Regions from separate parts of the Homo sapiens genome. Here all the other regions are linked to region 2. The links are chromatin loops, found by intact Hi-C in ENCODE. Cell type or tissue: heart right ventricle. All regions are shown on one strand. Region 1 overlaps TAF4B (TATA-box binding protein associated factor 4b). Region 2 has its middle 54 kb from the start of PCAT18. Region 3 has its middle 17 kb from the start of KCTD1. Region 4 overlaps TAF4B (TATA-box binding protein associated factor 4b). Region 5 has its middle 17 kb from the start of LINC01543. Region 6 overlaps TAF4B (TATA-box binding protein associated factor 4b).

Region 1 (4,000 bases), 270 kb before region 2:
TTATATTATAGCTCTTACTTATATTCACAGTTCTCCAAGGAAAAATCAAAGCTAATTCTTAAAGAAAAATGTTTAGCAGTCCTTTGAATAAATTTTAAGAAAATAATAGGTAAAACCGATCTCTGGACATAGTTTATGTGAGTTTTCAGAGGTCTTTGCAAGTGTCTTAGTAAAAGTTTAAAGAAAATAACCATAGTGTAAGTAGGAAAGTCTTGACATGAGGTTGTCAGCTTGGCCATAGGAAATAATCAATTTACTGCCTTTCAGAATTCACTGTTTATTTGGCTTTTTGCTGTTCTTGTGTGTCGAATTCCTTGGTGGGCTGAAGCACTTTCTTAATGTTTGGAGAAAATGGCAGAAAATAGTCTTTTGAACAAATTCCATCTAGTAGCAGTTTGGTGGGGATGAGTAGGTGAGGTAAGATGTTAGAGGGCTGGGTAATAGTTGTGAATAAACCATCAAAGGACTTTACATACCCCACCTTTCACCCCAGATTGGTTTGGCTTAAAGCTGACAATGACAGCAGGATCTTGAATTAGAAGGTCCAAAGCTCATAGGGTGGTTTATTTTCACTGTTTATTCATATAAGTGATGTTATTGGGTGACTCCAAACACATGGTTCTCCTACAGATGATATCACCTAAATGCCAAACACTGTAAAGTATTCACAGGTACAAAATCTTTTTATTCTAGTAAGTGATAAGTTAAAGAGAAAATTACATTGCACTGAAGACGTATGATGGTAGAGGGAAATAAAAAGTACTACTAAAGTGCATAGGAGTTGCACCTAGGCTAGACCTGGGGTAAGTTTGTGTTTGTAGGCACTGGGGACACTTGATATCCTAGCTGAATCCAAAAGAACTTAGATGATGTGGCAATAAGGATAGGATCAGTGGAGTTCAGTGAAGAGAGAATGCTATGTGCAATTAATTGTCTGTATCAAAAAGGAAAAATATTTTGTTCATAATCAATAGTTTGAGACAAGAAGAAAGGAATGAGAGATGAGACTAGGGAGAGAAACTTTGGTGTGGTCATGGATGGCCATATATGTCATGCTTAGATGTTTAGACTTGGTTCTTATAGGAAAATCTTAGCCACTGGAGCATTTCAAGCAAGAAAACAATTTTGTCAGATTATTTTTGAAAGATCCTTCTCACTGCAGTGTAAGCAATATTAACACTGGAAATAGGGAGGTTTTTTAGAAGGCTGTTGAAGTAATCTAGGCAGAAGATAATGGAAGTGAAAATGTAAAAGTAGATGGCTTAGAAACTATTAAGGGGGTAGAATAGATAAGTGGCAGATGGACTATAGAGAAAGATTTGAGGATGACATCCAATTTTCTGGCTTAGGCATTCCTTGAAATGAAGAGGAGGAAGGGAAGGAATGATAGTTTGAAACATGTAGAATTTGGGATACTTATAATACATTCAATTGGAAATCATTAAGAAATTGAACAGTGGCATCTGGAAAATGAGAGAGCGTTCTGTTGGAGATAAAGATGGGGGTGATCATTAGCTATGACAGGCAGTATATTATCTCTATAGCTCTCATAATTACAGAGCTAGAATTGTAACTTGAAGCCAGTGATTCCGTGTCACATCAGTGTTTTCTTCTGTAAAGTACTATTGAAACATAGACATTTAGGAGTGATGAAATGGGGCAGAAGTTAACATGCAGTGTTGTCTGTATTCTGAAATAACTAGAAAGGAATAAAATGAAGGTGATAAAGATGAGAGATCTGTTGCTTCAGAAGTTCTGCTTGTTGACCAGCAGAGGGCAGTGAATTTTGAAGCTCAGTATTTTTCTGTCCTGTGTTCCCCTTTAAGGCCTAGAAGCTTGGGTATTGTGAATATAGATTTTCAGTGTTCTTGTTACACTGGGTCAGGTATCCAGGGCACATTTATTTATTTTTGCTTCTGAGACTTAGAAGATGTTCAGTTTTTTTTCTTTTTTCTGGAGCCAAGTCTTCATTCTACTCCCTATTTCTCACATTTGGACCTTGTTTCCTCCTTAAAGCTGAAAAGACTTGAGCTATCCCTTAAGAGCTGCCATGGTGGCATGAGGTTGGGACTTAGTGTAAATCAGGTAGAATCTGAGAATGTCATGAATCTTTGCCTCTTGATTCCTCTATTAAGAAATTCTCAGTTTTTGTGTTTGGTTAACTGTTCAGATTCAGGGACACAAATTTTGCTTTTATTAGTCGTAGGATTCAGGGAATTGAATGAAAGAGATTGACTTTTAGTTTCTAGAGACAATATTGAAAAGCTTAGTTGATTCTGTACAGCAGCAGGCTCCTCCACTATTTAATTTGAGGGGTGTAAGAAAAACTTACTGTCCACCCGTCACATGTCTGAAATGGCCATCAGTCTACTTTGGAGCTTTAGGCATTCAAGGCTCCCTTAAAATTCAGAAATTTCACTGAGAGGGACAAGGTAAGTATGGCAGCACAAATGATTTCTCTTGAGTTCAGTAACCAGTGATTTAGTGAAGACTTGAGATAATAGGACCTAGGTAGGAAAAGTTTAACTAGTTTTAACTACGGGATGGGAAAAAAGGTCTGGAGCTAGAATTACACTGTTTCCTGTTTGTAAACCTTCAGTGCCTTCCTACTGACTAGGGAATTCATTATGAGAATAGGGCCAACATTTAGAGAGCGTATGCCATTGTCATTTAATCTTCAAACCAGCCATTTGAGATAATTAGTGTTACTATCCCTATTTTGCAGATTCGGAAACTGAGGCACAGAGAAATTAAGTAATTTGAGATTGCCTATGGAGGAGACAACGAGTGTTTGCCACCATTCAGTTCTGTATATCTTATGCCGCCTAGCACAGTTCTTGCCCATAGTAGGTACCCAGTAACCCAGAGAATTTTGAATGGAATCAGAACGTAGACTAGCATGAAGCTACATTACCGTGGATGGTGGCTCTTGGGAGGAGAGGCCCGTATGGAGTCACTGCAAACCCCAACAGGATTCCCGAAGCCACTGGGTTCATAAAGATGTCCTTTCTGCTTCTGACTTAGAGCAGTCATCCAATTTAAGGAAATGTGGAAAAAGAAGTAGAAAAATCTTTAAAGGTTTTATTTCACAACACTGCTGTATTAAGTTGAGGGATAAAAATTGGATTACTAGTTATTTTTGGTTATTTAGTATCATTATTAAAATGGTGTTATTTATCTAAAATTGATAACTGATGATTTTCCATTTTTTCTTGTTAGAGCAATAGAGTTCCTCAGAAGTTTCATTATAAAAACAAGAAACTTAGTTCAGTGGTATAACAAAACAAATTAGGTGAGATAAGTTGTTAGTGGGCTGGGTAACATTAATGAGTAACAATTATGAAGGCTAACATAATTGATCTGGCAATTTTAGAAGATGTTAACATTTAGGTTTGAGTAGGCTTCCTAGGACATCTTTTGTGCACCTGGGAAATGAATTGGTCGTTTCATCTTTCATTTTCATCCAGGTGAAGAATCCAGATTAAGGAATATCCTCATGTAGAAAGTTACATGGGAAAACCTTCTATTTCCGAAGTGAACAGTACACTAACAGTGAGAAGAATAAACAGCGTTTTTTTTTTTTTTTCTTCTTCTTCTTCTTCTTCTTGCAAACTCTGGGCCCTTAACCACATTAGTATTCTTTGTGATTTCTAATGTGACCAGAAATCAGTCCTAGTCAACTCTGGGGAAAGGACTTGGTGAGGCAGAGGAAAATTAAAACTGATGGTGAAAAAGCAGGTTTGGTTTTTATGGCTGTAAGTTACCTGTGCACTCTCTACCCCCTTGACTGTGGATAACTGAGAGTAGCTGGTTATTCTGGCCAGGTCATTGTGATTGACAAGTTACAGTTGTGGACTTTGCCAAATCAAAGCTCAGGAATAAAAATGCTATATATTTTGTATTCAGATTCAAGAAAGATTGACTTTCTAAGTTAGCTGCTATTTGGGGGAAGAGAATGCTATCACCTTCATAAAGTTGTGAATTATGAAAGACATTTCTG
Region 2 (4,000 bases):
GTAGGGTCCAAAGTCCTTAGACTCCAGATCCTAAAACCTGCCTTCCATCCCAGACTTGGAATGGCATTTCTGATAAGGGAGAGACCAATGTAGTTCATACTGCAGGTGAATTTCTTTGACCATTGTGAGTTCCTGGAACTCACGGACAAAGGAGCTGGCCCTCATAGGTGATAGCCGTTTAACAAATCACCTAGATCTTTTTTTTTGTTTTGTTTTGTTTTTGGAGACAGAGTCTCATTGCTCTGTTGCACAGGCTGGAGTGCAGTGGCATAATCTCGGCTCACTGCAACCTCTGCCTCCCAGGTTCAAGTGATTCTCCCGCCTCAGTCTCCCAAGTAGTGGCTGGGATTACAGGCGTGCACCACCATGCCTGTATAATTTTTTTTGTATTTTTAGTAGAGACGGGGTTTCACCATGTTGGCCAGGCTGGTCTCAAACTCCTAACCTCAAGGGATCCACCCACCTCGGCCTCCCAAAGTGATGGGATTACAAGTGTGAGCCACTGTGCCAGGCTTTAAATCACCTAGATCTTCTTACCTCTTCATCAAATGATGATGGTGACTCTTAGGAGGAGAAAGCAGCGCTATAAATGGGAGTGGGACCAAACCAAATCTCTGCAGGCCATTCACCATTTCTGGAAATGGCTGTGAGGCTATAAATATCCAAGGGCTCCTGATGAAAATTTTAAAGAGCAAGACAATTTAAAAAATGTTTACATACCTTGTCATGTACAATGGGAGCATAAGCCCCATATACTCTCACTGCGGATTTCTCTTATCGCTAAGTCAGTTACAGAGGGACCCACCCTGTAGCATTTAAATAGATTGCAGTCCTCATTAATTTGTTTACCTGTATCCAAGAGTAAATTGGAGCAGAAGTATTTACACCTCTTTGGAATTACTTTATTGTGTTTCCTACTGAGTGGGCACAGAGTAAATATTTTTTCCTCATTTGTTAAGATGAGGAAGGTAATCATTCCCACCTTTATAGTGAACGTGAAAATATGAGAGGAGTTAAAATATGTAACGTTCCTAGCATATGGAAGGTGCTTAATAATTATTAGTATTAGTAATTACTAATCAGTATTAGAGGCAGCCGCACCTGGAGACTAAGAGCAAAGACTGGAAGCTTGAATGCACAGATCAACTCCTGGCTCAGCCACTCACCATATGTGAACCTGGGCAAGTTACTTTATCTCTCCGCACTTCCATCTCCTCATCTAAAACATGGGGATGCCAGTAATATCACCCTCTTAGGTGATGGATGAGGATTACACAAGTAATATCTTGCAAAGCCCTTGAAAAACAGTCTGGCACTTAGAGGCATTGTATTGGTGTTACATATTCAGTACTTACAACAACCCTCTGAGGTGGTTTTCCTCACCCACATTGTATAGATAATGAAACCAAAGCTTTGGGGTCACACAATTAACAGTGGGTCTCTATTTCTAAGCAACCAGAAGAACCAAGTCATTTCACGACCCCACATGAGAGGACTTCACATGGGTCTTCAGCAGCATAGACACTGTTCCATTCCCTGGCAGCACGTGACTGCCTAAGACTGGGTTATTATCTTTACTAGTATTCCTGATCACTTTTGGCATCAAGTGCTCTCAACCCAGAGCATGGTAGACGCTGGAGGTTAACAGCACTTTCTTCTGTTGATTTGATTAAATAAACAGGAAAGCAGGCCTCTTATGGTCCATATCTCTGGGAAACTGGCAGTAAGTGGATTGCACCAGATAACAAGGTCTGCTTTCTTTCTCCTCCCTGCCCCACAGCCCAGGAAGAAACAGACGGCTCGGAGGTGCTGATCCTTCCAGCTGTCCCCGTTGAGCCTCGGTTGTTTCGGTGAAGGAGCAAAGACAGCTTTTTTGTTTTTTTGTGTGTTTTTTTGAGACAGAGTCTTGCTCTGTCGCCCAGGCTGGAGTACAGTGGCGCAATCTCAGCTCACTGCAACCTCCGCCTCCTGGGTTCAAGCGATTCTTCTGCCCCAGCCTCCCGAGTAGCTGGGACTACAGGCACGCGCCACCACGCCCGGCTAATTTTTTTGTATTTTCGTAGAGATGGGGTTTCACCATGTTGGCCAGGATGGTCTCGATATCCTGACCTCGTGATCCACCTGCCTCGGCCTCCCAAAGTGCTGGGAAAAGGCAGCTTTTTAAAGCTGGCTGGGCTTTCCTTTTCCAGGAGAGAGAGGCAATGGTGAGAAACTAACAGCAAGACCAGAGGCGATTCCAAGTTTACTTGCCAATGTGTGTCACTGCCATCTGCTGGATGGAATGGGTATCAGACCGGGTCCCGTGTTTCTTCTCAGTGTTAATACGCAAATTCAGTGACTCCCATTGTGGGGGTTCAGAACCTAGTGGTGCATTTGCATCATTTCATAGCGTAAGTGTCTGCAGATTTTGGAAATCCCATGACAACTGTGCACAGGACGACCTCCACATGAGTAATCAAAAGGCAAAACAGGACCATCTTTGAGGCAACGTCCTACTTAGCATCAATGCTTCCCCAGATCAAATTTGATCTGTTCCCAAATGATTGATCTAATTGGTTAGAAAAAGCCCATAACCAGCAGGTGAGGGTATCTGGCAGAACTTGGGTCCTCTTGTCAATGGCAAAAAGTACTTACAGGGAAGTGAAATCAACATCTGGCTTTATTCTTGCGTCCCCTGAAATTATGTGTTCATGTATCCAACAGTTATTTATTGAGCACTTATCCTGTGTGCCAGGCACTGTATTAAGGAACTGAGAAAGCAAAGGTGAATAAACACAGTCCCTGCTCTTAACAATATATGGATATTTTCTGAGTGCTTATTTTGTGCTAGGCATATACATCCTGTTACATCTCATTTTATTCTCTGAACAACTCTAGGACTATTATTATCTCCTTTACAATGATCTCATATTATTACCTCATTTGTAGTTCAGAAAACTGAAGCTTAGAGAGATTCAGTAATTTAACCAAGAAAATACAGCACAGACAGAGATGGAGTGGGATTTGCATATGGGGTGGTGGGAATGGATGGGTAGGATAGAGAAGGATCAGTACCATGGACCAATGTAGCTTTTTCTCCCCCTCACATAGAAAGTCTGGGTCTTTTGTTTTACACACATTTTCTGTTCCATTGGCTACAAATTTCCAGCAAAGTGAAAGTGCTACAAAAACAAGTCAGTGATGATAGCAGTAGATGCTTTGGAAAGATTTATCAGGAAGAATATCCCTTCCTCTAGCCAGCATTTGAAATCTATCTCGTTAACATTCTCTTCAGTTCATAACTCTTCTTCTTAATAGCAGCGTTGGTGTCGGCAGCAAGGGCTGAATTGTTGTCAGTTCCCATTGGATAGAAAACAAATCCCTATTTTGGTCAGCATGACAGAGTACTTGTGAGCAAACGATTTGCTCAGCAAGAGATAGAGACCAATTCACATGTTCTGATCACAACAATCTCTCACAACAATCTCACACTGTTTTTGTTTTTTTTCTTTCTCTCTTGGCATAACAGCAGGGTGCTGGTGTGGCAGGGAGATACAGAGGTGGGGGCGAAGAGAGAACAGGAGGAATGGAAGCCGGTGGCAGAACAAGCAAGCCCTTTGCCAAGTGCCCTTGAAAAGGGCTTAAATAGTATGTCCTGGACAGAAAGGACTATGGGTGTAGATGAGAAAGCAGAACGGCTAATGGGGGCTAATGGCAGGGTTTTGTAGTCAGCCAGCTGAGTTAGAATCCCTGCTCTGCCACTAGCCTAGTCTTTGACTTCAGGAAACGGATATAACCTTTCTAATCCTCCAGGCAAGAGGAGGTACAGCTAGGGTTAGGGTAGGGGGAACACTGATGGAAGAGTCTGAGATCTATTTAGAAGGTAAAGTTGGCCGAGTGTGGTGGCTCACACCTGTAATCCCAGCACTTTGGGAGGCCGAGGTGGGCGGATCACTTGAGGTCAGGAGTTCGAGACCAGCTTGGCCAAAATGGTGAAACCCCACCTCTACTAAGAATAGAA
Region 3 (4,000 bases), 84 kb before region 2:
GTCTCTGATCCCTGGTCCTTTGTATCCTTTAACTTAGACTATTGGTATAAGTTTGTCTTCCCTGAAAACCAACAAACCAAACTATAACGTACTCCCTGCCTACTCCTTTACAGGGGTCCACCATTCTCCAAAACCAGCCTCACCCTCCAGCTACCAGGAAGTAATTGCTCTTCCTTGAAAACACTTGTCTCTCATCCTACCTTGACTCTTATGCCCTTGGCCATACTCTTCGTCTCCTGGCTCAACAACTCAACTCCCAGAGATCTTTTTGGAATGATTTCACATGTTACCTCCTCTTGGAAACATTCCCTGACTTCAGCAGGCCTGGGCTTCCCTCTCTGTGAAAGCAAGAGAATGTAGTATAGTGGCGAGTGTATGGGCTCTGGCACCAAACAACTTGGATTCAAATTCTGGCACTGCCACTTATGTGTTGTGTGATCTTGGGCAAAATCTTTCACCTTTTTGTTTGTAGAATAGGGGATTGTTGTGAGGACTAAATGAGTTAATATGGATAAAGAGCTTAGAAGAGTGCCTGGCATACTCTTAAGTGCTTATTCATGTTAGCAATGATCATGATCTTGCCTTGGTAGTGCCAACCACTGAATTGTGAGTCTTCCAGTCTTAGCTCAAGTCCTCTGAGGCACCTTCTCTCACTCTGTATGGCAGATTTCTCCTTTGGTTCCCCAGCACTTTGGACAGGTATTGTAACTGCTATTTTTCTTCTTAACCAGACTCCTTAGGCTTCATTCAAAGAGAGGGGCTTTTTTTTTTTTGTATTCGCATTGCCTAGCATAGCTACTGGCACGTAGAAGGTATTTGACAGATGTTTCTTGCATGTATTGTAATTGTGAATTTACATGCCTGTATCACCCATTTGGCTGTAAGCTCCGTGTATCCATTCATTTTTTGCACAAGGAGAAGGACTGGGATGCTAACTCAGACTGAGCATGGACTTGGAGCCAGATAGCCTCACTGAGATCAAGCAGTGCTACTTTCTGACTGTGTAAGCTTGAGCAAGTCACTTTTCCAGTCAAATTCTGATTAACACAATATATACCCCAGGCCTGGGCTCTAGCTGCACCTCAGTGTGCCTTATACCTGGACCATCAATTCCCATCCATGTCACCAGCCTTTCTCCAAACAGCTCCCCTCTGCCTAGGATGCCTTTCCCTCTTACACACTTGACACCTTCCTAGTTATCTGTTAGGACCCAGCTCACACATGTCTTTGAGGCTTTTAGAAAGCCATCTCTGATCTTTGTCCTATGGTAATACTTCTATATTATTTTATTATAATATCTTCCCAGCAAGGCTGCCGTGTGTGTATGTGTGTGTGTAATAACAGTTTCAGGCCAGGCACAGTGACTCATGCCTGTAATCCCAGCATTTTGGGAGGCTGAGGTGAGTGGATCACCTGAGGTCAGGAGTTCAAGACCAGCCTGATCGACATGGTGAAACCCTGTCTCCACTAAAAATACAAAATTATTCGGGCATGGTGATGCACGCCTGTAATTCCAGCTATTCGGGAGGCCGAGGCAGGAGAATCGCTTGAACCCGGGAGGCAGAGGTTTTAGTGAGCTGAGACTGTGCCATTGCACTCCAGCCTGGGCAACAAGAACCAAACTCTGTCTCAAGAAAAAAAAAAAAAAATCAAAGGGTCATAAACACAGCCTGCAATATGTATTCAAAACCAGGCAAAAGGAAACACCACAAAGCATCAAAAGGAAAGAGATACTTGTGACTAAATCCTAGGCTAAAATGATAATGTTAGTCAAGTCTTCTAAAAAGTTGACCAACTTTTCTTTAAAGAGTAGCTATTATGGATAAGATGAGAGAAAAGGAGGTGAAGAATTCATTAATATTGGGAAGATCCTTTGAAGGTGAAGACTGCAGGATGAGAGTGCTAAGGTGTCAGATTACTGTGTAATTAGGGACCAGTTCTGTTCCAGATCATCTCTATCTCTGGCAGAGTCTCCCTTTATTTTTGCAAACAATTGAATTCTTTCATTCATAACCTTTCCCTTTACATGGATGTGGTTCTGAGGGGATTCATCAAAGAGCTTGGAGATCATCAGCTGAATCAAGTTGTCTTTACATACCATGTTATGGAAATGAAATCTTTATCTCCCTTTCTGTTTTTAAAACAGGATTTAAATTCTGTCTTTGAAAATGAAAGCCTTCCCAGAGTATACTCTGGAACTTACATCTCTGAGAGATATAAACCCATCAAGAATGCCCAATGGTACATTGAAAAGTTTTTCCTTTTCACCTGCAAGAAAGAAACTTGTCTTTCTTTTTCAAATGACTTTCATTTTGTGGGCATTCATTTGATTCTTCTGGGTCCCAACTTACTTTTCTGGATGAATTAGACTGTCTTTAATTTGCTGCTTGATGCTTGTGTGGGAGTGAGCCATGCTTTGTTTCCAGAACTTCTTCCCTGTGGGATGTTGAGGAGTTAGTGCCAATTTTTTTTTTTTTTTCAAAGAAGGATGGAAGAGTCAAGTTTAGTACTAAGGATTAGCTCAGCAGTGGTTGCTAAACTCTTTGAAATCATTAGATGAAAAGCAAAAATAGAGCTGTACTAAGTATACAGATCATTGTTATTTTTGTTATTATTGTGGGAATTTTCCATTCAGAGAGTATATTATTACTGGATATTTTTCTCTCCAGATTTATGATGTTAAGTTTTGTTTAGGAAAAATGTGTTTCTTTGACAAGTACTTTTTACTTTTTTTTCCCCCCCCAAGATAACTTTCTTGTCTTGGTAGAAGCTGAACCCTATGGGATTCATTGTATCCAGGCATTATGTTCAGTGCCTAACACAGACCCTAGCACACAGTAGGGACCAGTTTGTTGAACTGAGTTGAATCTAATGGCTTGCCATTTTGAAGTGGTATCAGATAGCTGTAATCAAATATTGTTTCCTCTTCAATTAATTCAATGCAAGATTATGGCATTTTAAACCATTTTCTTCTTGAAATTCCAATTCTCCAGGTTTCATGGTCTGTCCAAGGATCCTAGCACTGTATCTGTGACCTGGGTAGGGAGTAGGAAAGTCAGATTCCATAAGGACAGTTTCTGCCCAGGCTTCTGCCCTGTGTTTTCCCTGGCTGCACTTCCCACCCCACCAGGCCCACACCTGCACTGCAGAGGCACGGGACCAGTTCCACCGAACACCTTCTGGCTGTCCTGAAATAAACTGACAGAACTTGCCACTCCCGGTACACCACCAGGCTCTGAGTTGGTTAACAATTCGCTGAGAAGACAGCTCTAGAATTGCTTCTGCCTACGAAGGGTGAGGATGGGTATATATAAGAGATTTCCAACTTGACAAATCCATTTGGGAAGGCTGAATTTGCAGTTTGAGGAGGGAGTTTGTTCAAAGAGCATCTGCATGAACATTCTGCTGGAGCAGCCTGTGGGCCGAAATCCACAAGGCTGGCACTTTGAGGTTCAACTTGATTCTACAGGCTCTGCGGTCTCATCCCAAAGTCACAGCCCACACAACTGGCATTTCCCCTGGTGGTTTGGATTAGACAACAGTCCCCAAGCTCTACTTTGGAGGCAAGATCTAAAAAAAAAAAAAAAAAAAAAGTTGGGGGTGGGGGCAAACAGGGAAGGGATTATGATCTATGTATCTGTTCATTTCCAGTCAGGGATTTGTGCCCCAGTGTCCCTGGGGTGGTGGAGGCATCAGCCTTGAGGGTAGTGCCACAAAAGGCTGTTCCCTGAGACAAACGAGCAGGGGAGGGTTGGTTTTCTTGGCTGCAAGTGGCTCTCTGGGAGCTAAGGAAGAAAGAAAAGGGAGTAACTCTGAGAGGCTCCTGCAAACCCTCTCTTTGCCAGTAGAGTTCAGATACTGCCCAGTCTTCCCTTGACACTAGTTGCCTACTCTTCCATCAATTACATTTTAAAGAGCTATAGCCAAACACCACCAAGGTCTCTATCTTTTAGGATTTCTGCTAATCCTTACCTTCAGATAAGAAATCCCCAGGCATTTC
Region 4 (4,000 bases), 340 kb before region 2:
CCTCAGGTGATCCACCTGCCTCGGCCTCCCAAATATTTGTTTTGTTTTGATATTACTATTTTGGTGTTTTCGATTGTTATAACATCTTTATTTATTTATCTAGCCCATAGTTAAAGTAAGTCCTTTTTCTATATTCCTTTTTATCGAAGGTATCTTAATTTTACTTGTTATTTTTCTCTCGTGCATGAATTTTAGAATCAGCATGGCAGTTCCATGAAGTTTGTATAGAATTGTGTGATTAGGTTAATTTGGGTGGTGGGGGCAGAGAATTGGCTTAAAGAATTTTCTTTTTACGATATAGAAGATTCCCATCTGAAACCATGGTTATATTTGTTAGAATTTGGTAAGGTTGTAGGGAACAGAAAAACTGAAAAGCCATTGCATAAGCAAATTATCTCTCATATTCAGAAAAACTGAATTGCAAGGATCACGGTCTGTGGTGTTAGGGATCCGTGCTCCATGTTTGCCTCCTTTCTGTTCTTCGGACACACTAGTCATGGTCCTGATGTACAATTTTATTTATTTATTATTTTCTTTAATGTTTTTAATGTTTAATTTTGGGGGGTACATAGGCGTATATTTATGGGTTATGTGAGATTTTGATAAAACCCACTGTATAGTTTTTGATGTGGTATGCAGTGAAAGCTGTCCCTCAGTCTTCATATGACATGGTCTTTCATATATCAAATCTACCTCCTTAGAGAGGTAAATTTTGCTTGGCCAACCAACATAAAGTAGCTTCCACAGTGATATCTGCTGTCTTGAGGTACTTATCTAAAATTATTTTGTTCATTTATTTGTTTACCCCTGCTTCCATGTATTTCCCACTTCTTCTTAATCGTCTATGAAAGCTTACAATGATTGTTTACCATTGTATGTATACCGAGTGTTTAGAACAATGCCTGTTTCATAATAGGCATTCAAATATTTGTTGAAATGGTGAGTTTTGGAAAAGGAGTATTTATAATCTCAGCTATTTCTTAGATATTTTTGTACAAAGGTGCACTTTTCATTTTTGTACAGTACTTTCTAGTAATTCACAGTCACACATGGCTTTATGCATATCTTTTCATAGTGATGTCTTTTTAAATTTAATTTTGCTTCCCTGGATACTTACATCACTTCAGTTATTTATTTATTTATTTATTTATTTATTTTTTAAGATGGAGTCTCACTCTGTCTCCCAGGCTGGAGTGCAGTGCACGATCTCGGCTCACTGCAAGCTCTGCCTCCTGGGTTCACGCCATTCTCCTGCCTCAGCCTCCTGAGTAGCTGGGTCTACAGGCACCCGCCACCACACCCGGCTAATTTTTTTTGTATTTTTTTAGTAGTGACGGAGTTTCACCGTGTTAGCCAGGATGGTCAGATGGTCTCGATCTCCTGACCTCGTGATCCACCTGCCTCGGCCTCCCAAAGTGCTGGAATTACAGGCATGAGCCACCGTGCCCAGCCTTACTTCAGTTACTTTTTAAATGAAACTGATAATAGACCCTCGATGTTGGCTCTTTTGTTAAATAAGAAGAAATAGTAGCGAATAATATTAGCTCTTGTCTTGACCAAACTGTATGACATTTAATAATATAGAATGATATTTTCATAGTTTTTAAAAACTATTTTGTTAACTTACACTTTTCGGGGGGATTCATTTGTGACTTTTTCTGCTAAGAAGATTCTGTTTTCTATTCTGCTTGTCAGTATAGCTGGGGTGAATTTGGGAAGCTGTATTGTGCTTAAACACCAGAGGGTGCCAGAGATTCATGTTCTTTCCATCATACTTCAGAATCAGAAGTGGCAAACAGGATAGTACCTCTGCATGTTTGCATAACCGTATTTCAACTGAAGATGTGATGATAATAAGGAATTAATATCAATATTTTTATGTGATCATTTATTTAAAGTCCTTATATTTTAGAGATACATAATAAAATATTTATGGATAATATCTATATACTATATCTGGTAGTGAAGGTGTTTTAACAACTAGGGGTTTTAGTGTGATTTTTATTACTTTAAAAAGACACTCTTGGAAAATAATATAGGACCAGATTATGTGCTGTTTGCATAGATGGTATTACTCCATCAATTTTAATGTCCATTTTTTCCATACTGCAGGAATTAGATTGTCTAGTGTATATTAACTTATTTAACTTTCATCATATATAATTCATTGTTTTATGTATTACGAGTCTGTTTGTCCTTGTGTATGCTCACGCTTGTAATCCCAGCACTCTGGGAGGCTGAGTTGGGAAGATCACCTGAGGTCAGGAGTTCGAGACCAGCCTGACCAACGTGGCGAAACTCCATCTCCACTAAAAATACAAAAATGAGCCGGGTGTGGTGGTGCGCCTGTAGTCCCAGCTACTTGGGAGGCTGAGGCAGGGAGAATTGCTTGAACCTGGGAGGCAGAGGTTGCAGTGAGCCGAGATGGAGCCATTGCACTCAAGCCAAAAACAAAAAACCCCCCAAAATTAGTTGGGCATGGTGGCGCACGCCTGTAATCCTAGCTACTTGGGAGGCTGAGGCGGGAGAATGACCTGAGCTCCGGAAGTGAAGGCTGCAGAAAGGTGAGATTGCACCGCTGCACTCCAGCCTGGGTGTCTTAATAAAAAAGAGAGAGAGAAAAAAGAAATGAGGTTGTTGAACATTCCAAGTGAATTATATGAGTGAAGACTTGGAGATTATATTGTGAAGTCTTTCAGAGTTTTTAGTCATATGTTGTCATAGTAAAGTTATGTTCAGGAAAATTTATCTGTGTACTTTAGTGCAGAATAAACTGAGAAGGAGGACGTTAGAGGTAGGTACACCATGAAGTGAAGGTTGAAGTTATATAGGTAGGAGATAGGGCATATCTTATTTATTTGTCATGAGCATTCTCAAGAATGGTCAAAGCCAAGAGACAGTTATAATGCTGTGGTGTGAAAAATCTAAAAATTTCTTGTTAAGAAATTAAATTAGGCCAGGCGTAGTGGCTCACACCTGTAATCCGAGCACTTTGGGAGGCCGAGGTGGGCGGATCATCTGAGGTCTGGAGTTCGAGATCAGCCTGGCCAACATGGTGAAACCCTGTCTCTACTAAAAATACAAAATTAGCTGGGTGTGGTGGTGCATGCCTGTAGTCCCAGCTACTTGGGAGGCTGGGACAGGGGAATCGCTGGAACCTGGGAGGCGGAGGATGCAGTGAGCCGAGACTGTGCCATTTCACTCCAACCTGGCAGCCTGGGCAACAGAGTGAGACTCTGTCTCAAAAAAAAAAAAAAAAAAAAGAAATTGATAATTGAACTGAGAACATGAATATAGGAAAGAGCTAGTACATACTTCAGGAAACAATTGATAACTAAATATTTCCTAGTATACTATAGATCAGCAGTCTCAGAGTTACCCAGGGAATTTGTTAAAATTTTGGTTCCTGGAGCTGATCTAATCTAGAATAAAATCTCTGGGGATTGGGTATGGCAGGAACTTGTATTTTAAAAATCCTTATAATGAACATATTTCTGATGTTCATTATAAATTTAGGAACTATAAGTATATATAGACCAGCATTTGACAGACATTTTCATGAAAATGAATGAAGTGAGTCTGTCACTTTAGGGAAAAAACCTGACAGTATTTTTTTTTTTTTTTTTTTTTTTTTTTTTTTTTTTGCCAATGATAAAGTTGGAGCTATCAAGCAAAAATGAAAACTTTGCAAAACATATCTATTACCATGACTTTGACAGCTTTCCAATAGTTATATTTTCTGATTTGGTTGGTGGAGATACATGTAATTTTGGATTATGTATTAGAATCTAAATTTGGAAGAACTGTATGACTCAGTGAACTAGTATTTTCCATATTACCAATGGATGATGTTGCAAAACCATGTCTGAGTAACAGATCCCATTCAAAATGCAAGAGGACCCGTGGATTTTAAAAAGATTTGTAAAAATAGAAGGCAGTACCACTCTTGATCTATTTTTAAATTTTGATATGTTAATTTTTGTTAAAGTATGTTATTTAT
Region 5 (4,000 bases), 240 kb before region 2:
AAGTCTGTCCTGTCTCTAACATTTCTAAGCAAATTCTCACACTTTTTTTTTTAAGATGCAGGATCTGGCTATGTTGCCCAGGCTGGTCTTGAACTCCTAGGCTCAAGTGATCCCCCCAACTTCAGCCTTCCAAGAAGCTGGGACTGCAAGTGTGCACCACTATGCCCAGCTTCACACATCTTTCGTATTCTGAATTTCCATTTTGATTCACATCAGAATGCCTTTGTGAGGCACACACAGCAGGTGACGGTGCAGGTAGTGTATGGCCCGAGAGCTGTGGGAGATTTGTTGTTTGTCTCAACTCCTATTTCTTTCACATTCTGCCTTTCTGTTTCCTTGTCTTCTCGAAAAGAGTGTTTATCGAATAGCTTACAGTTAGTGATACCCTTATTTTGTCACATGTCCATTGTACCCCCAGCACTGTGATGGGTCCACAGAGATGAGCCAAATCAGGGAGACACATCTATCACTAAATAATGACATGGGGCATGCTGGGTGCTGTGACGGCATGTGCCAGGTCCTGTGGGCCATGCAGGAGGAGGGCCTACTCTGGAAGAGACAGGGACTGGGGTGTTTTTTACATGAGACCTGGAGAATAAATAGGAGTGACTTAGGCTAAGCAGGAAGGTTTTCTAGGCAAAGGCTGAAGGTGTCATGCCATGTCTTATTTGGAGAATTGCTTAACTAAAGCTGGGGCATGTCTGGTTCAGAGTGCAGAGTGACAGCTTTTGTGAGCTAAGCTAAGGAGTACAGGAGTTAACTAGACTGTCTTGTCAGACCCCGCTGGTGGTTTTGCACAGAACATGTATCTCAAACTCCCTTGACTCAGGTGCTCCTGAAGGATAGTGCCTATTCGAATGTAAGTATGGGTGGTCCTGGCTTTCATGTAGTTTCCACTTGGCCCCCCATTCGTGCACGTACACAACCACCTTCGTCCATCTGATTTGGTCTTTCAGAGGTCGCAGATCTAATGATAAAGCATCTCGGGGTGGCCCCACCTACCTGCCAGGTACCACCACCGAGGGAACAGCCAGTGAGGGGTCACTGCCTTGCCACCAAATCAGTATTTGAAGAGAATCCTTGCTGCTCCCCATTCTGGGGTCTCCTCCACCCCAATACCATCCTTTCCTCCTCCTTGGTAGGGTTGGTGGGGGTGGGTGAGGGCAGGGACAGCTCTGGGTTATCTATAGACAGCCTCACACGTATCCACTGAGGTCCCACTTTTGGGATTTGTGTTTTTGGTAACAGGCAACAAGTGCCCCTTGACTGCAGCCTCGCTTGGGGGAAAACTCATGACTGGTGAGAGGTTTGGAGATGGAGGGGTTGTGGGCCCAGGCTGGATCAGAGGTCTTATCCAGCAGGGCCTCCTCCCTGGGCACTCAGCACCCAGGGAGCCTCTTAGCTGCCTGGCAGCTAGCATGGGCCTAAGGGTAGAAGTGCCTACAGAGACCATAATTAGGGATTTTATCATCTTGTTTTAGCTCCTCTGGAGCGGAAAGTCTGGAAGTCAGCGGGACCCCAAGCAGCTTGGCAGAGCCTGGCAGTGTCCTCCTGACAGTTGGTGGCAGCACAGGCCACCCTTTGAGTCACAGGCATGTTCCTCTGGGCTTCCCCAGAGGGATCAGGTGGAAACTGAGCACAGGAGGCCCTTTAAGCTGGCCTTGTGGAAGCCACAGGCAGCAGGTTTGCTTGTGCTGTTTCAGTGTTAACCCGGGTTAAGCATTTTCAAATGCTTCCTGCCCCAAGCTTTCTAGGCATCTGTCAATGGGCCTCCTGAAAGCCCTTCTTACTCACATGCAGTTCTGACCAGAGAGCTCCCTGCATCTCCTCACCTGCTGAGACCCTTCTCCTCACGCAGGTTGATAGAAGAAGTCTGGTATCCCAGCCATCACTCCCCAAAGGGATTCCCTGTTGTCTCTCAAGCTAGAAACTCGAGGAAGATCGGTGTCTCCCCTTTCATTATCCTATTGTCCGGGGGGATGAAGCCTCCGGCTCTGCAATCAAGACAAATAGACTTGTTTTACCTCCAACCCTCTGCCTCTAACTGGAGCCCCAAGTTTTATAGCCCTGCACCAACTAAAGGCCCATTAACCAGCAACTGGCTCCCTAGTCATTTTGCTAGAACTAGTTTGTTATCTACTAGGCTGGTCTGTCTGTTATACGAAGGGATTTGAGAGAAGAAATCCCTTCCAAGTATAGCCATGGGTGCCTGGTTGAGCCCCGAGGAGGTTATGCCTTCACTGGGTGTGCACTTCGGGTGCGAAGGAAATTAGTTCTCTCTCCCCAGGCCTGCACAGAGCTGCCGGTGTGGCAGTCACGGTCCAGGCTGGAAGAGGAGGTCTGGGTTTCACCTGGTCCCTGGACACCACGCAGGGGGCGGATGCAGGGCAGAACCCGGCAGAGGAGCAGCTGCCTGCGCCCTCTCCCCACCCCACCTCTCCTGTTTCCGCCCTGGCGCACAGGCCACGTGTCAGGCCACATCTTCTCACAGCTCAGAAACGTGGTCATGGAGATCAGGAGGATAAATACATTCATTCTCCACCTCAGCGTGGGATGGGAGTGGGGGAGCTGCCCTGAAATGCCCTCCAGGAAGGTCTCCAAGGGAGGCCTTTAATTAGCGCCTGGGGGATATAAAACTTGGGGCTCCAGATAGAGGCAGAGGGTTTGAGGTAAAAAGGGCAGAGGGAGGGTCCCTGTGGCCCTATAGCCAGGGCTCATATTTCCCTACTCAAAATCTAGATCTGTGATTTGACTGGAGGACCCACAGCTGCCATATCCATAGACCAAGAGCCTGAGGAGCCGCCTCCAGGTGGGGTCCATGTCACAGCTAACGGGCGCACGTGTTTCTCCCCCACCTGGATAGTGGAGAGTCCTGAGGAAGGGGAGCAGGAAGGGTTCTGACGGGAGAGATTAGGGACAGGCGCGGGCAGCCTCCCAAGGCCCCAGTGACTGGGCAGCATGTGCTGTTGGGCAGTTACTCCCCTGTCCAGCCTCAGCGGACTGATCTGTCCGAAGAGGAAAGGTGCCTGCTGTATATGCAAATTGGGATGATTCAATATGCAAATGTCCTCACAGAGGCCAGGGCAAGTGAAGTGCTTAGTGAACTAAAAACATAAGTGAACAAATAAGCTTCTTACCAAATCGGACCCCTCACAGACATTTCTCTCTTAGCCAGAACAAACTTGCAGCTTTGGGGAAGTTTGAGGGAAAAAAAAAAAAGTTGTGCCGTCCTCCCTGGTAGGGAGCCTGCAGTTTGGAAATCTTAAGAGGCCGAGCAGCAAGTTTGCACAGGAAAGAACAGAGTGCGGGGGTTTGTTGCCTCTGTCCTGCCCCTCTGTGAGCTCACTCGTGTCCCTGCTGAACCTCATCAGGGTCTAAATAACCAAGATCGAATGCAGTAAATAAAACAGAACCATAGGAGTATCGTTTCATCGTGGATTTAACAATTTCAAACTTTCATCAGAGGTTTGTTCAGAGGAAGGGGAGGAGGCTCTTCATTCTCCATTTAAGAAAACCAGACCACAGCATCTTCTTTAGATCCAAGGCCTCTGGTACTGGACCTGGAGCCTTTGAGCTCTGGGAGTTTATTGTAAACATCAATGTCGCCAAAACCCACAACTGAGGGCTGTTCCTGGGAAGTGGGTGGATGGGCGAATTTTTCTTTTTTTTTTTTTAATTCCAAAAATAATGTGATTTCTCTCTCTGTATCTTTATGTCACATGGGCTCTGAATGTGCCCAGCTGGTCATTCTCTTTTATAGGTAAATATGTGCCCATTTTATTAAAAGAAAGGCCTCTTACAATGCAGCTGGTAAGCTTCCTGCTCGCTAGTCCTCACAGATTCCTTGTTGCAACCGAAGCGGGCGTGTTACTTTGATAGTCATATGAAATAACCCTAACTTTGCCTGGGGATATTTATAACAAGACATGCAGAATTATTGCACCATAAAGGCTGCTTTGCTGATTCTTGCTGATTAGAAACTTAAAAAAAAGACGAATGG
Region 6 (4,000 bases), 410 kb before region 2:
AAGTAATTGAAAGAAGGGAGGAGAAGGCATTCACTAGCGGTGGGGGCGCTGCTGCAGGGGGTCCAGAGGTGAATGGTCATGCAGGGAGTATGTTTGCCATGACAAAACCCGGACTGTTTGTTAAGCAGGGAGGAAGTGATGATTTTTGGAGGCCCTGTGAAGCAGACAGGCCATCTGAATGGAGCTGTTTGGGTGACTCAGAAGTTACTATGATCAGTTGGGGCTTGAAGTTGTAGGGTGTAATTATGCTGATGGGATAGTAGGTGCCCCAGGGGCAGGCCTGATAACAGGTTGCGCTGCATGCATAAAGGGGCTTGGGAAGTTAAGACGGTTTCATGGTTACAGGGCTGTGTATGGGCTTTTCATTGCTCGTGAATTATTTCATGAATTAGGACTTAAACCACTTCCTCAGCCCTCTCTGTCTTGCAGGGGAAGGCTTCTATCCAATTTATAAAGGTATGAACACAGACCAACAAGTATTGAAATCCCCTTGACTTAGGCATATGGGTGAAGTCTAACTGCCAGTCCTCTCCGTGATAGTGCCCTATTCTTTGTTCCCCCAGAGGGGCCTTACGATGGACCAAGGGATTATTCCTTTGGCACACTTCACAGGTTTTGACTACTTGCTGGATGGTGTGGAGGAGATTTGGCCCTGTAAATAGGGATATGGCCATTTGATGAATGTTCTCAATACCTATATGAAAAGTTTGGTGGAGGGTCTTAAGTATTTTCCACTGACTGACTTTGGGTATGAGTACCTTTCCCTCTTCTGTTGTTAACCACCCCGAGGGGAGAAAAATATGCCCCCGTGAAAGTCCCCATTCTGTTTCAGTCAGGGAATACTGGGGGTTAATCTCTTGGAGAGGGTTGTTCCATACCAAGGGTTCCTCCATAGGTATTCCTAATGGGAGATTCTGCCTGGCAGCAATTTTGGCCTCAGCGTCTGCCTGACGGTTTCCTTCTGCCTTTTCTCCTTCACCTTTTTGATGGCTTTGGCAGTGTAAGACTGCCACCTCCTTGGGTTTTTGCACTGTGTGCAATAACTTCATGATTTCCTTGAGGTATTTAATGGGGGTTCTCCCAGAGGTTGGGAACTCCCTTTCTTTCCGTATTGCAGCATGGGCATGTAGGATTAGATAAACATACTTGCTATCTGTATACACATTTATTCTTTTTTCCTTTCCCAGTTCTAAGGCTCGGGTAAGTGCCACTAGTTCTGCTAACTGGGTGCTGGTCCCTGGGGGAAGAGGCTTACTTTCAAGTACTGTTACATCACTAACTATGGCATAACCTGCCCTTTGTATCCCATTCTCCACAAATGGACTTTCATCGATATATAGGTTAAGGTCAGGATTAGCTAAGGGGACTTCTAAGAGATCCTCTTGGGTGGCGTAAGTCTGGGTCACAATTTGTTGGCAGTCATGCTCGATTGGTTCTCCATCCTCTAGGAGAAAAGTAGCAGGGTTGAGGGCTGCACAAGTACATATTTGAAGCACCGGTCCCTTAAGGAGTAGCGCCTGGTATCTAAGCAGGCAGTTGTCTGATAGCCATAAACTTCCTTTGGCACGTAGTGTGCCATTTACATCATGAGTAGTCCAGACAGTGAGATCCTTTCCTTGTGTTATTTTGATACCCTCTGATACTAAGATGGCCACCGCTGCAACTACCCGTAAACAGTGAGGCCAGTCTTTTACTACTACATCAATTTCCTTACTTAGGTATGCCACTGGTTATGGGGTTGTCCCATGAGTTAGAGTAAGTGCTCCAAGAGCTATTCCCACTCTCTGTGGCGTATAAAGAGAAGTTTTGTCCTGTGGGAAGGCTTAAGGCTGGAGCTTGTACTAGGGCCTGCTTTAAGGTTTTGAAGGTTGTTTTTGCCTCTGGTTCCCATTCTACTAGATACAGTATTTGCCCTCTGGGTCTCCTTGATTAGCATATAGAGTGGCCTGGCCATCTTGCTGTAGCCAGAGATCCATAGTTGGCAAAAGCTGGTGATCCCAAGGAACCCCCGCAACTGTTTTAATGTCATAGGGCAAGGATAAGCCAGTATAGGTTGTATTTGTTCCTTGCTGAGGGCCCTGGTTCCTCTGGCTAAGATTAGGCGTAGATATTTGACTTGTTATAGGCAGAGCTGGGCCTTCAATTTAGACGCCTTGTACCCTTGATTAGCTAGAAAGTTCAAGAGATCTAGAGTAGCCTGCTGGCATGAGGCTTCCAAACTGGTATCCAAAAGTAAATCATCCACATACTGAAGGACCAGAGTGCCTGGACTTGAGAAGTGGCCTAGATCTTGGGCCAGTGGCTGATCAAACAGATGAGGGCTATCCCTAAACCCTTGAGGCAAGACTGTCGATGTGGGATGTGTGGTCTGTGGGATCCTCAAAGGCAAAGAGAAACTGAGAGTCAGAGTGCAGGGGAGTGCAGAAGAAGGCATCCTTGAGGTCCAGAGCAGTGAACCATTCTGCTTCTTCTGGTATTTGAGAGAGCAGGGTATAGGGGTTGGGTACAACTGGATATAGAGGAATTACTGCCTCATTGATGAGTCTAAGATCTTGCACCAGTCTCCACTGACTGTTTGGTTTTTGTACTCCTAGAATTGGGGTGTTGCAGGGACTGCTGCATTTTCTTACTAAGCCTTGAGCTTTTAAATGTCTAACAATATCCTGTAATCCTTTAAGAGCTTCAGGCCTTAAGGGATATTGCCTTTGATAAGGAAAAGTGGTGGGGTCTTTTAGCCTGATTTGGACTGAGTGGGCATTTTTAGTCCTTCCAATGCCCAGACTTCAGGGTTGATTCCCTCCTCAACTAGGGGACAACAAATGGGTAACTTGTTATTCATGCAAATAATAACTCCAGCTTTGGCTAATATCTCCCTCCCTCATAAGGGTGTAGGACTTTCAGGCATAACAAGAAAGGCACGTGAAAAGAGCAAAGTCTCCCAATTACAACTGAGAAGGTGGGAGAAATACCTGGTTACAGGCTGTCCCAGGATTCTTAGGATGGTAATGGACCTTGAGGACGGCTGTCTGGGGCAGGAGATTAACACTGAGAAGGCCGCGCTGGTGACCAGGAGGAAGTCAATTTCCTGGCCCTCAATGGTTAAACTTACCTGGGGCTCAGTGAGGATGATGACATGAGCTGGTGCTTGCCCTGAGCACCCTCAGTCCTGTTGTTGGATCATCTGGTCGGGGGCCTCTGGCTCAGAGAACCTTTGTTTTCTAGGGCAGGGTGCCTTCCAGGGATTGCCCTGGCATAGTGGACATGGGTGAGGGGGCGCTTGTTTCTCACTGGACAGTCTTTTTTAAAGTGTCCTTGCAAACCACACTAATAACAAGCCCTACCGGGTTATTGCCCTGCTCCATTTTCTGTCCTCTCTGAACCATCAAGGTTTGTTTGTCTGAGGGCCATGACTAAGGCTGCGGCCTTTCTCTTACCTTGCTTTTCCTTTTCGTCCTGTTCCTCTCGGTCCCTATTATAGAACACTGAGGTTGCCAGGTTTAATAATGCCTCCAGATTTTGTTCAGGGCCCAGGGCTCACTTTTAGAGCTTTCTCCTGATATCTGCAGCTGATTGCATAATAAACTTATCTTTGAGGATCAATTAACCCTCAAGGGTGTCGGGTGACAGGGGAGTATATTTTCTTAAGGCCTCCCGTAGCCGCTGGAGCAAGGCAGTAAGATTTTCTTCCTTTCCCTGAGTTATGGTGGACATCATTGAATAATTCATGGGCTTTTTCCTAATTCTCCTTAGTCCTTCTAGAACACAGGTCAACAGATGTTTGTGACTCCAGTCCCCATGATCTGAGTCTGGGTCCCAGTGGGGATCCGTACTAGGGATGGCTTGCTGACTGGTAGTGAATTTATCCCTTTCTTTGGCTGTTATTCTGTCATTTACTTGACTAAGAGACCAGGTATCTTCGAACTCTTGGGCTGCAGCTAAAGCCACATTCTTCTCATTAAAGGCCAGGGTTTGATCTAACAATAGCAAGACATCTCTCCAA

The links. A loop is a pair of places that touch in the nucleus more often than their neighbours do. Peaks named below come from ENCODE experiments on the same cell type or tissue, not always from the same donor. Only the 100,000 strongest peaks of a DNase experiment are listed, where the experiment ranks them.
Region 1: a loop joins it to region 2, with 6 times the contacts of the local background. A loop is called at or near these places in 70 of 110 quality-filtered maps.
Region 3: it touches region 2 in a loop (2.8-fold over the local background); 11 of 110 quality-filtered maps call a loop at or near these places.
Region 4: it touches region 2 in a loop (2.9-fold over the local background); 31 of 110 quality-filtered maps call a loop at or near these places.
Region 5: a loop joins it to region 2, with 2.7 times the contacts of the local background. A loop is called at or near these places in 37 of 110 quality-filtered maps.
Region 6: a loop joins it to region 2, with 5 times the contacts of the local background. A loop is called at or near these places in 7 of 110 quality-filtered maps.

The regions. Positions count from the first base shown.
Region 1 is chr18:26,382,109-26,386,108 of GRCh38, forward strand. All of the region lies in intron 14 of TAF4B (TATA-box binding protein associated factor 4b), which reads left to right. Among named protein-coding and RNA genes, the nearest start is that of LINC01543, 39 kb to the right of the region's middle. In heart right ventricle, a CTCF peak has its summit at 1,770 (motif pointing right); no DNase peak of the experiment used is centred here; H3K27ac peaks cover 221 bases.
Region 2 is chr18:26,647,632-26,651,631 of GRCh38, forward strand. It overlaps a transcript of KCTD1 not described here. Among named protein-coding and RNA genes, the nearest start is that of PCAT18, 54 kb to the right of the region's middle. RefSeq lists an enhancer at 3,383-3,884. In heart right ventricle, a CTCF peak has its summit at 2,276 (motif pointing left); a DNase peak (open chromatin) is centred at 2,270; H3K4me3 peaks cover 607 bases; H3K27ac peaks cover 1,041 bases.
Region 3 is chr18:26,563,259-26,567,258 of GRCh38, forward strand. It overlaps a transcript of KCTD1 not described here. Among named protein-coding and RNA genes, the nearest start is that of KCTD1, 17 kb to the left of the region's middle. In heart right ventricle, no CTCF peak of the experiment used is centred here; no DNase peak of the experiment used is centred here.
Region 4 is chr18:26,305,637-26,309,636 of GRCh38, forward strand. The region is part of intron 9 of TAF4B (TATA-box binding protein associated factor 4b); the gene reads left to right. Among named protein-coding and RNA genes, the nearest start is that of TAF4B, 81 kb to the left of the region's middle. In heart right ventricle, a CTCF peak has its summit at 1,732 (motif pointing right); no DNase peak of the experiment used is centred here.
Region 5 is chr18:26,404,022-26,408,021 of GRCh38, forward strand. No RefSeq gene overlaps it. Among named protein-coding and RNA genes, the nearest start is that of LINC01543, 17 kb to the right of the region's middle. In heart right ventricle, a CTCF peak has its summit at 1,555 (motif pointing right); a DNase peak (open chromatin) is centred at 1,595.
Region 6 is chr18:26,233,306-26,237,305 of GRCh38, forward strand. All of the region lies in intron 1 of TAF4B (TATA-box binding protein associated factor 4b), which reads left to right. Among named protein-coding and RNA genes, the nearest start is that of TAF4B, 8.9 kb to the left of the region's middle. In heart right ventricle, no CTCF peak of the experiment used is centred here; no DNase peak of the experiment used is centred here.